Linked DNA regions of Homo sapiens: region 2 is linked to region 1. A link is an interaction called in ENCODE POLR2A ChIA-PET data of the cell type or tissue named here. Cell type or tissue: B cell. All regions are shown on one strand. Links, peaks and the distances in the headings refer to the core of each region. The heading gives the core; the rest is flanking DNA. Region 1 overlaps GNS (glucosamine (N-acetyl)-6-sulfatase). Region 2 overlaps RASSF3 (Ras association domain family member 3).

Region 1 (5,387 bases), core at 90-5,089:
ACTCTCCAGCTGCTCACTGGATGTGTAGCAGGAACTTTATCTGTACTTGCAATGCAAGTTTATACTATTGGTTGTACTAGGGACAGATGCAATTACCTTTAAAATATTGTGAAGAAAAACCCACTACATGGCTCAAAGGCTTCCTGACAAGTATACCATATAGTTAATGATACTTAGTATGGCTGAATACAAGTGGTGGGGGAAGCTACCGTTCCATGGATGTTGAAGTTCTTGTTTCTTGGTGCAAAGACATTCTGGAAAGCCTTCTGGTACTGAGGTGCAGCTGTCCAAGGCGAATGAGGCGCTGGAGTGGCGATCATCATGAAGAAGGGCTCAAAGTTGGACTTGTAGTCCAGAAAGTCCAAGGAGACATTAGCCTGACACATAAAAAGATTTGTCATCTCCTACCTTACCCAACAGATGAGTATTTAATAGATAAATGTCTTCTGGTGAGCAGACAGTACAGGGTCTTACTAGCTTTTAAGCAATCTTAGCACATGATCTTATGTCATAGCCATTTGCAAGCATATTGTTGGAACAAATATATTTGTTTTTTAGGCAATACTTTAAAAACTGAGAAGCATACCAACATAAGAAGGCAATTAAGATCTTGATGACTTTTTATGACCTAGAAATCATGTCTCCCACAAAGAAGGAAACAGTAACTTGGATATTTTACTATTAACTTACACTAATGGAGATTATGGTATCTACATGTGATGCCTTAAAGAATGTAAAAAGACAGTCAACTTAAAACAGTGGGAAAGGTAGATTAAGTTACCTTAACCTTATGAAAATATGTAGAAAGTAGATGTCATAAATTATGCACTGAAGTAGCTAAGTGAATAATATTAGATTCAAATACATTCCACTAGGGTTTTAATACATGGACTTAAGTTTTGCCTTTGCTTATCAGGAGATACTTTATGAAAATGAAAGCATGCTACATACATGTTGTTTTTCATTGTTCTGAAGTAGTTTCATGTATTCCCAACACTAACTCAACAGATACTGACTGTATCTATCTCCTATAATCCCTCCATCCACCTTTCACTCCAGTCCTGTCAGCTTCCTTGTGGTTTCTCAAATATGCCAGGTATACTCCTGCCTCAGGGCCCTCCTACTTACTATTCCCTGACTCTGTAGCACTCTTCCCCCTGATCTGCACAGCTCATTCTCACCTACTTCAGGTTTCTGCTTAAATGTTATCTAAGTAACCTCATACCCTAACTTATTTCTCGAACTGATCACCAGCTAATGATGCAACACGTAAGACTGTGTGTGTTTGTGTGTGTAAATAAAATTAACTTCCACAGAATCAGGGACTTTGCTTCATTTACTGTTGAACACTGGCTACACTAGGTGCTCAACTATTGAGTGAATATATAATACTATTGAAGACTGTCATTAGAAACGCCTCAGAATAGGAAAGTCCCAATTTCACCTGCTTTCAGTAATTTTTATATGTAAATACCCAATGCCCAAATAAATCCAGTATCCCTATCTCTCCATCCTCATAATGGGGCCTGTGAAGCTGACATCTTGTAGCTTGTGAGTAAAACCGGGGTCAAGAGTAGGTACACTTACAAAGTAAAACCTCTACAAAGTAATCTCTGTAGTCGAAGAGATTAACCTTTGGAAAAGGGATTTGTTGCTGGAATTTCAAGAGCATTAGATCTGAGCCTGGCTTATACACAAAGAAAACACCCTGAGGAGTTTGTAATCAGCTGGAAATACTCTTGGGCAGTTAGACCAAGTTACTGTGCATTTATATTACCCAACACAAACGAATAAGATTATAGGTTTTCTAGGCAGAGTCTTCAATCAAATGTGAGCCAACCCTGTAAGGACAGAGCTACAAAGCTTCTGCAACTCACCAAAACATCTGTCAGGTAGTCCACACTATAGTTTTCACCATGCTTCCGTGCCTTCCCATTGATAGACAGGGTGTAATTATAATACTTAGAATTCTTTTCCTATTAAAAAGAGGAAAGTCAAATTTGTTATGAGGTCAGTGCACAAAGTGGAAGTCTGAATCCGTGCTGGGCTAAACTCTACTCTGAGCAGTGATAAGACATTAAAAAGATAATTACTCAAGTCAATACTGAATTGGATTTTTTGACTAGGGTTTTATTAAAGACAAGCATAGTTTCAATTATGCATTCTAGTTTAAAAGCCAGAAGTAGATCAGGTAGAAAAGCAAACTACTTTGCTAAACCTTGTACAATGCAGGAAAAACATCCCAGAAAGGAGTGACTCACAAGTCAATAGACTTTTTTTTTTTTTTTTTTTTTTTTTTTTTTAAAGAGACAGAGTCTCTCTTTGTTGCCCAGACTGGAATGCAGTGGCACAATCACAGCTCACTGCAGCCTCAAATTCCTGGGCTCAAGTGATCTTCTTACCTCAGCCTCCCGAGTAGCTGGGACTACAGGCACACGCCACCACACCCAGCTAATTTTAAAATTTTTTGTTGAAATGGGGTCTCGCCATTTTGCCCAGGCTGGTCTCGAACTCCTGAACTCAAGAGATCCTCCTGTCTCTGCCTCCCAAAGTGTTGGGATTCTAGGCGTGAGCCACTACACCTGGCCACAAGTCAATAAATTTTAAGGTTTTTAAAATGACTAATTGTAAAAGCAAATAAAGTTATGTCAATATCAGAGCTAAATTAAACATATTCTGCATCTGTAGGGCTGCATAAAATTGTCACAGACTTCAATAATCACTCACCAAGGCATACCAGTAACTCCAACCCAGAGGAACGTGTTCTAGTCCACCTGCATCTGGGGCTCCGTACTGAAAAGCAAAACAAGTAGGGACAATTACAAGTCCTTAGATATGACCAGACCAGAAAGAAACAGGAAATTTTACAATCTTTTTAGACCAGTGCCTGAAACATAGTAGGTACCTAATTTCCCCAAATAGACACTAGTCAAAAATAAACGCTAATAATCCTAGGAACTTCTAAAGCAGGAGTTGGCAAACTACAGCCAGTGAGCCAAATCTGGCCTGATGACTTTTGTATGAACAGCAAGCTAAGAATTTAACAATTTTAAAATATAAAAGTTAATCAAAATAAGAATATTTTGTGAAATGTGACAATTACATAAAATTCAAATTTTAACAGCGATAAAGAGTTTTATTGGAACACAGCCACATTCATTTACATAGTGCAGTGTCTGTGGCTGCTTTCACGCTACAGTGGCAGAGCTGAATAGTAGCAACAGAGACATATGGCCTGCAAGGCCTGAAATGTTTACTATCTGACCCACTACAGAAAAAGTCCACACAGCCTACCCCACACAGCCTATTCATGGGGTGAATGCTGAGCTGCTGATACCATAGACTGAATAGTCCAACTGACCCTAAGCAGTTCAAATAATCAGACTATAAGCTATTGACTTATTATAAGTTGAACATCCCAAATCTGAAAATCCAAAACTTTTTGAGTGCCAACACGACACTCAAAGGAAATGTTCACTGGAGCACTTCAGATTTTCAGATTTGGACTGTTCAACCAGTAAGTATCATGCAAATATTTCAAAATCCAAAAAATCTGAAACGCAAAATACTTCTGCTCCCAAGCATTTTGGATAAGGGATAATCTGTATTTCAGTTGCCCTGCAGATGAAACCCACTTTTAGAGCTCGATTTATCTGATGAGATGAATAAAATAAAGAAACCACAGAATTATCCCACTTTATCCTTACAAGGTTTAATGCCATCCACTTAAGGCAGAATTTAATCCCTGAAAACAAAATCTTTATACTTTAACGATCTCTCTTAATTTTATATACACATCAGATGACCTTCAAATATGCAAAGTAGTGTAAGCTCTCTTTATGACCCATAGCCCCAACCAAATGATCCAGTATCCACAGTTCCTATTTCTCATGATCCTTTTCAAACTGACTCATCTTCCTGTAAACTCACAAGGTTGCAGATTTCCCCAATTATTGGGGGGAGGGGAGAATTAACAGAAAATCCAGATCAGATATTAAGATCTCTAGCAACTACAGATAAAGAGCATAAGTACATTTTCTCTGTCTTGAACCCCCACTTTAACTGTAAGAGCTAACCCCAAACATTCTCGAACATACTATTTCCTTTAAGCTTGGACTTTGGGTAAAAGCTAAGGCCAATGTGTGAATGTGGGCACATGGAATCCAGCCTTGACAGGTCACCACGAGGTATCCCTCCATCCAGGTCTACAAGGCTGGTGTACCAGCTGCTGGCCATACACTTTAATGACCTGCACGACCCTGACTCTGGGTAACTAATCTCTGCACATTTTGTTGCCATGTTTCACATCAGAAAATGAATTAAGCATTAAGTTGTTATAATTCAGAAAAGATTCTAAGAAATCTGAGGAAAGATTCTAAGACGAAAAATATCTTCAGTTAGATACTGATAACAAGGAATGGAAACAAAGATACCATGACAGCCACATGACAAACAGAATTCCTGAGGAAAAAGGGAAGACGCATCAGACAGCAGCACTCTTAGGACAATTTTTAAATACATGCTCCTGGGACTACTGAAAGGAAGAACAAGTGCCCATATCATATAAATACACAAGTTCTTACCCAAATCATGTAAATATGTACATGTGTACTTATATGAACATATTTACATGATATGGGTACTTGTTTAATGGGCAGATTCACAGAAAACAACGTATACCAAGAAATCCTTTAACATTAATTGAAATAATAAAATTAACATGAATTATATTCACATTTTAAAAGCCATTATAAAAAAAGAAACAGATCATTCAACATACCTCATTTAAATATTTCCCTGCAAAAAAGGTCTGATAACCACACATTGATCTGAGAATTGCTGGGAAAGTATTTGGTTCTTGGATCTTCTGCCAGGACTTACTACTGCAGTTCCCCTCCAGAGTGTTGTTCACAACGTGATGATTATGTGGGTACTTTCCTGTCAGGATACTGGCTCTGCTGGGGCAGCAGAGAGCACTTGGCACATACTACAAAGGAAAGGAAGCAAAAACGACAAAGTCACACAAGAAAGATGGACTTCTCATCATTGTTAAAGAGAGTAAAGAAAAGCTCCTTAATACTCTAACTTCAAATATGTAGTTTCTCATGGAATATATATATTTTTTTCTACACATGACATGCTTCAGGGCTGCTTTAAATCATAGTGGAGACATTAAAGCAGACAGAACAAACTGAGAACGGATTTCTTTCTCAAGTGGCTTCTTTCTGCAGGATAACAGTAATTCTAGTCTCATCTGCCGCAGAGATAGTTGTTTTTTTTTTTCTTTTGAGGCGAGCTCTCACTCTGTCACCCAGACTGGAGTGCACTGGCACAAGCACAGCTCACTGCAGCCTCGACCTCCTGGCGCAAGTGATCCTCCCACCTCA
Region 2 (5,387 bases), core at 238-5,237, 91 kb before region 1:
GCTGGGACCACATGTGCACGCCACCACACCTGGCTAATTCTTGCATTTTTCTGTAGACATGGGGTTTCACCATGTTGCCCAGGCTGTTCTCAGACTGGGCTCAAGCAATCCTCCTGCCTTGGCCTCCCAAAGTGCTGGGATAACAGACATGAGCCACCTCGCCCAGCTCCATTTAATGTTTAATTGTAGGCTTGGTGACTCTTATGTATTAATTACTAGATATTCTTATTTGGAATTATTAGACGTGCTAAGGCAATAATTTTGAAATTTACAACAGACTAGTTGGTGTTAAGGTGTTATAATAGATTACCATATTTTGCAATATATTGGTTATTTCCTTGTTGAATAGAGATGAGGAAGGATGGTATTTTGGCTCTAAATTAGAGGGCTGAGGTTCTAATGGCAAAATTAACATTGTAGTTTTACATTGCTTGAATAATGTAATCTTCTTAATAGATATTATACTTAATTTTGCTTTAAAGACAATGTTCATTGATAAACTTTCTGTATCTTTCAGTGTGTTCTGTAGCACAGTGCTTTCTTCATGGCCATCGCAGGTGTTTGGGCTTTTTTTTTAAACACGTCTGAGGACTGCAAAGGTGTTTTTTTCTCCCCCTCCCCCTCCCCCCCTCCTCTTTCTTACTTAGACTGTTGTTGTCCAGGCTGACCTCAAACTCCAGAGAGCCTCATGCCTCAGCCTCCTGAGTAGCTTGGACCAGGCTTGGCTCGAGGACTGTGATTTTATAGACATTGTTTCCATCCTGTAGAGGAAACAGATGGGTTAATTTAATTGTTCAGCTGGTGCTTGAGCACACTCTGGGAGTGTCCAATCCAGAGATGAATGAGGATTCTTGCTCTTAATTCAGTGTTGTTTTTTGCTTCATCTTGCTTCTAAGAGAGTTCCTTGAATATATGATGGAATTATGTAGTGGTTACTGCAGTAATCACACTCTTATTATTTTCTAATTATGTGGAACTTGGGAAATGTTGATTTTGTTTCAGTATATGATTTGCAGTATAATTCTATTTACATGTAAAATCTTGTCTGTGTTAGTTTGCCTTGACAAAGCACCACAAACAAGGCAGCTTAAACAACAGAAATGTGTTGTCTCACAGCTCTGGGGGCTATAAGTTCTGGATTAAGATGTTGGCAGGGTGGCTTCCTTCTGAGGGTTAGGAGGGAAGGATCTGTCCCAGGCCTCTCTCATTGGTTTATACATGATTGTCTTCACCCAGTATCTTTACGTCATCTTCTCTCTGTACATGTCTGTGTCCGAATTTCCCCTTCTCTTTTGAGATAGGGTCTCACTGTGTCACCCAGGTTGGAGTACAGTGGTGTGATCATGAATCGTTGCAGCCTTGATCTTCCAGGCTCAACTGATCTTCCTGCCTCAGCCTCCTGAGGTAGCTGGGACTATAGGCATGTGCCACCAGGCCTTGCTAATTTTTTTATGTTTTAAAATTTTTGTGGAGATGGGGATCTCACTGTATTGCCCTGGCTGGTCTCAAATTCCTGACCTCAAGTAATCCTCCCACTTCAGCCTCCCAAAATGCTGGGATTACAGGCATGACTGACCCATCACACCTGGCCTAATATCCCCTTTTCTTAGGGACATCAGTTATATTGCATTAGGAACCATGCTGATAGCCTTAACATTTTAACTTGATGACCTCTATAAAGACCCTGTCTCCAGAGAAGATCACATTCTGAGTTATTGGGAGTTAGGACTTCAACATATGATTTTTGGGAGGACACAAATCAATATTCAGCAGTATCTTTTTTTTTTTTTGAGACTGAGTCTTGCCTTGTTACCCAGGCTGGAGTGCATTGGCGCAAACATGGCTCATTGGAGCAGCCTTCACCTCCTGGGCCCAAGTGATCCTCCTGCCTCAGCTTCCCTAGTAGCTGGCACTCCCATGTCAATTAAAATTTTCTGTAGAGATGGAATCTTACCGTGTTGCTTAGGCTGGTCTTGAATTCTTGGGCCTTAGCAATTCTCCTGCCTTGGCCTCCCAAAGTGCTGGGATTACAGCGTGGGCCACTGCGCTCAGCCCTTAACGGTGTCTTTAACAGCTCTCCAGTAGTGTATCTAGAGAGCACTGCCTGCGGGATGGTGGCCATGGGACCCAGCTTGGAGGCTGGCCCTCAAGAATCACCGGGTTGGTGGTGGGCTGTTAGTGGATCCCCTTCTCCATGGGGCACAGGCAAGTCTGGTTTGGAAAAGGATGATGTTGCTTCAGTGTCAGTTTGCCAGTTTTTCCTCTGTTCTCCCCACTCTGATTCTGACTAGAATTAATTTGGTAGCACTGAGAAGAGTCATTTCTACTTTGGCACAGTAATCTTGCCCATAATCTGACTAATTTTTATTTTTATTTTTTTGAGACAGAGTCTTGCTCTGTCACCCAGGCTGGAATGCAGTGGTGCAATCTCGGCTCACTGCAACCTCTGTCTCCTAGGTTCAAGAGATTCTTCTGCCTCAGCCTCCTGAGTAGCTGGGATTACAGGCATGCACCACCACGCCCAGCTAATTTTTTTTTTCTTTTGCTATTTTTAGTACAGATGGGGTTTTGCCATGTTGTCCAGGCTGGTCTCGAACTCCTGACCTCAAGTGATCCGCCCGCCTTGGCCTCCCAAAGTGCTAGGTTTAAAGGCATGAACCACTGCCCCGGCCCCATAATCTGCCAAATTTTAGTTAAAACTCTGTATTCCACTTAGAACTAATTCACCGTGGCTGGGCACGGTGGCTTCTGCCTGCAATCTCAGCATTTTGGGAGGCTGAGGTGGGTGGATCGCTTGAACCCAGGGGTTTGAGACCAGCTTGGGCAATATAGTGAGACCGTGTTTCTTTGCGGGGGGGGGGGGGTGGGGGGAAGCCAGCCTGGCCAACATGGTGAAACCTCATCTCTACTAAAAATACAAAAATTAGCCACGTGTGGTGGCACACACCTGTAATCCCAGCTACTCAGGAGGCCTTGGCATGAGGATCCCTTGAACCTGGGAGGCGGAAGTTGCAGTGAGCCGAGATCATGCCACTGCACTCCAGCCTGGGTTGACGGAACGAGACTCTGTCAAAATAAAATAAATAAAATAAAATACAATGTAAAATAAAATAAAATAGAATGAATTCACTGATAAAGTTGACTTCTCTCATCTCCAAGTAAATGATTTCATTTTCTCCTTTGTTCCTTGCATGTATGCTGTGATTTACTGACTATCAAGAACTCATTACACCAGTACGTATCCCAAGACAAATCAGCTCCAAAGTGGAGTGAGTGCAAGGGGAGAGCTTTAATTCAAAACTGCTTTATGGAGGAAGTACAGGTTTTCCTCTAAGCTGCACTGTTATAGATCTGTAGAAGTTTTAAATCCATGTAATGCTCATCAGTTTTTAGTTTAGTATTTAGCTGTCTGTGATGATAAGTAAATAATTTACCTTTTTGAAGGCCTGTGATATACTGTGTCTTCATTGCTTCATTTAAGAGGATGCAACATCAGGATTTTCAAAAATACACATAACGAAGTGTTGTGTAATCGTCTGTACATGGTTTCTTTGATAAGAGAGAGGCAGGAATCTGCGTAAAGCAGGTGTACAGACATAGTTTGCCCATGAGACAGCAAGAAGAGCCCTGATGTCCTAAAGGAGAGCCCTCTCCTGAAATGCATAACATACATATATATTTTTTTTTCCTTTTTTTCAAAAAATAGAGACAGGGTCTCAGTATGTTGCCCAGGCTGTCTCAAACTCCTGGCCTTAAGTGATCCTCCTGCCTCGGCCTCCCAAATTATTGGGATTACAGGTGTGAACCACCATGCCTGGTCTTGAAATGCATATCTTAGTCACTGTTACTTCTTTTAAATTGTTTTAATTGTATAAGATAAAAACCAAAACAAACAAAAAAAATGCTACCATTTCAGGAGCATACATCTAGTCTTAAAAATATCATAAATTTGGGCCGGGTGCAGTAGCTCACGCCTGTAATTCCAGCACTTTGGGAGGCCGAGGCGGGCGGATCACGTGAGGTCAGGAGTTCGAGACCAGCCTGGCTAACATGGTGAAACCCTGTCTCTACTAAAAATATGAAAATTAGCCGGGCGTGATTGTGGGTGCCTGTAATCCTGGCTACTTGGGAGGCTAAGGCAGGAAAATTGCTTAAACCCAGGAGATGGAGGTTGCAGTGAGCTGACACAGTGCCACTGTACTCCAGCTTGGGCAACAGAGTGAGACTTTGTCTCAGAAAAAAAAAAAAAAAAAATTATAAATCCTTTTTATTCCCCTAACTTGGATCTCAGGTTAATTGGGATATGCCTAATAACAAAATTTCTGAACATGAGGTTTACTAGAAAGAATTATTTTTTAGATTATTTGTGATATATGTATATATGCATTTGATAGTAGTGGATGTGTTTATTGGACTCTTAAGTACTTGCTATGTACTGTGGGACATGTAGGAGTATATGAATATTTGTCAGCTAGATTATAAAGCTTAAAAACATATTATTGGGCAGGAGTGGGCTATGGGGCTGTGACTACTAGTGGGCCTGGGGTTTCTTTGTGGGTTGATGAAAATAGAGATGGTTGTGCAACTTTGTGAATATAGTAAAACCATTTAATTGTATACTTATGGGTGAATTTTATGTTATGTGAGTTATATCTCAGTGATGCTTAAAAAATGCTGTTAATGAATTTGCAGTGCTGAAAAGATTCCAAAGTTGTGATTCTCTACCTTTTTCTGTTCTCCAGATCTCCCAAAGCAGTTGCAGTGAAAGATAAAGAACATCAAACACTCTTATCTTCTGGTGGTGGGGAAATGCTGAGTGGCCCTGACTTTGTGCAGTGAAAGTTGTTTACACAAGCCTGAGTCTATAAACTCAGAGATAAAAAAAATCACACCAGGCTGAAGCCCCATCAGGCAAAAACCTACCAGAGAAATGGGCCTGCCCGTCTGATGGAATATCTGGGATTTCCTGATGTTGGTCCCTTAATTTGTGGACCATTTTAGGCTGTCATTAAAGTAGCAGTCTAAAGTAAGAGAAAAATTCTGACATGGAATAATGTGGATGAATCTTGAGGACATTACATGAAATAAGCCAGTCACTAAAAGGACAAATACTGTATGATTACAATTGCATGAAGTGCCTAGAGTAGCCACATTCATAGAGACAAAGTAGAATGGTAGTCACAGGGAAATAGGGAGTCAGTGTTTAATAGTATAGTTTCTTTTTTTTTTTTTTTTCAGACAGAGTCTTACTCTGTCGCCCAGGCTGGAGTGCAATGGTGCTATCTTGGCTCACTACAGCCTCCATCAACCAGGTTCAAGCGATTTTCTCCTGCCTCAACCTCCCTTGTAGCTGGGACTACAGGCCCACGCCACCACGTCTGGCTAAT

The links. Peaks named below come from ENCODE experiments on the same cell type or tissue, not always from the same donor. Only the 100,000 strongest peaks of a DNase experiment are listed, where the experiment ranks them.
Region 2: POLR2A ChIA-PET joins it to region 1 with 11 read pairs; 8 of 35 experiments call an interaction of 5 or more read pairs at or near these places.

The regions. Positions count from the first base shown.
Region 1 is chr12:64,742,932-64,748,318 of GRCh38, forward strand. It overlaps GNS (glucosamine (N-acetyl)-6-sulfatase), which reads right to left. Exons shown (of 14, transcript NM_002076.4): 3 at 4,781-4,987; 4 at 2,728-2,793; 5 at 1,878-1,976; 6 at 210-377. Among named protein-coding and RNA genes, the nearest start is that of GNS, 14 kb to the right of the region's middle. In B cell, for the core only: no CTCF peak of the experiment used is centred there; no DNase peak of the experiment used is centred there.
Region 2 is chr12:64,651,793-64,657,179 of GRCh38, forward strand. The region is part of intron 1 of RASSF3 (Ras association domain family member 3); the gene reads left to right. Among named protein-coding and RNA genes, the nearest start is that of MIR548Z, 32 kb to the left of the region's middle. RefSeq lists a silencer at 553-730. In B cell, for the core only: no CTCF peak of the experiment used is centred there; no DNase peak of the experiment used is centred there; H3K27ac peaks cover 2,016 bases.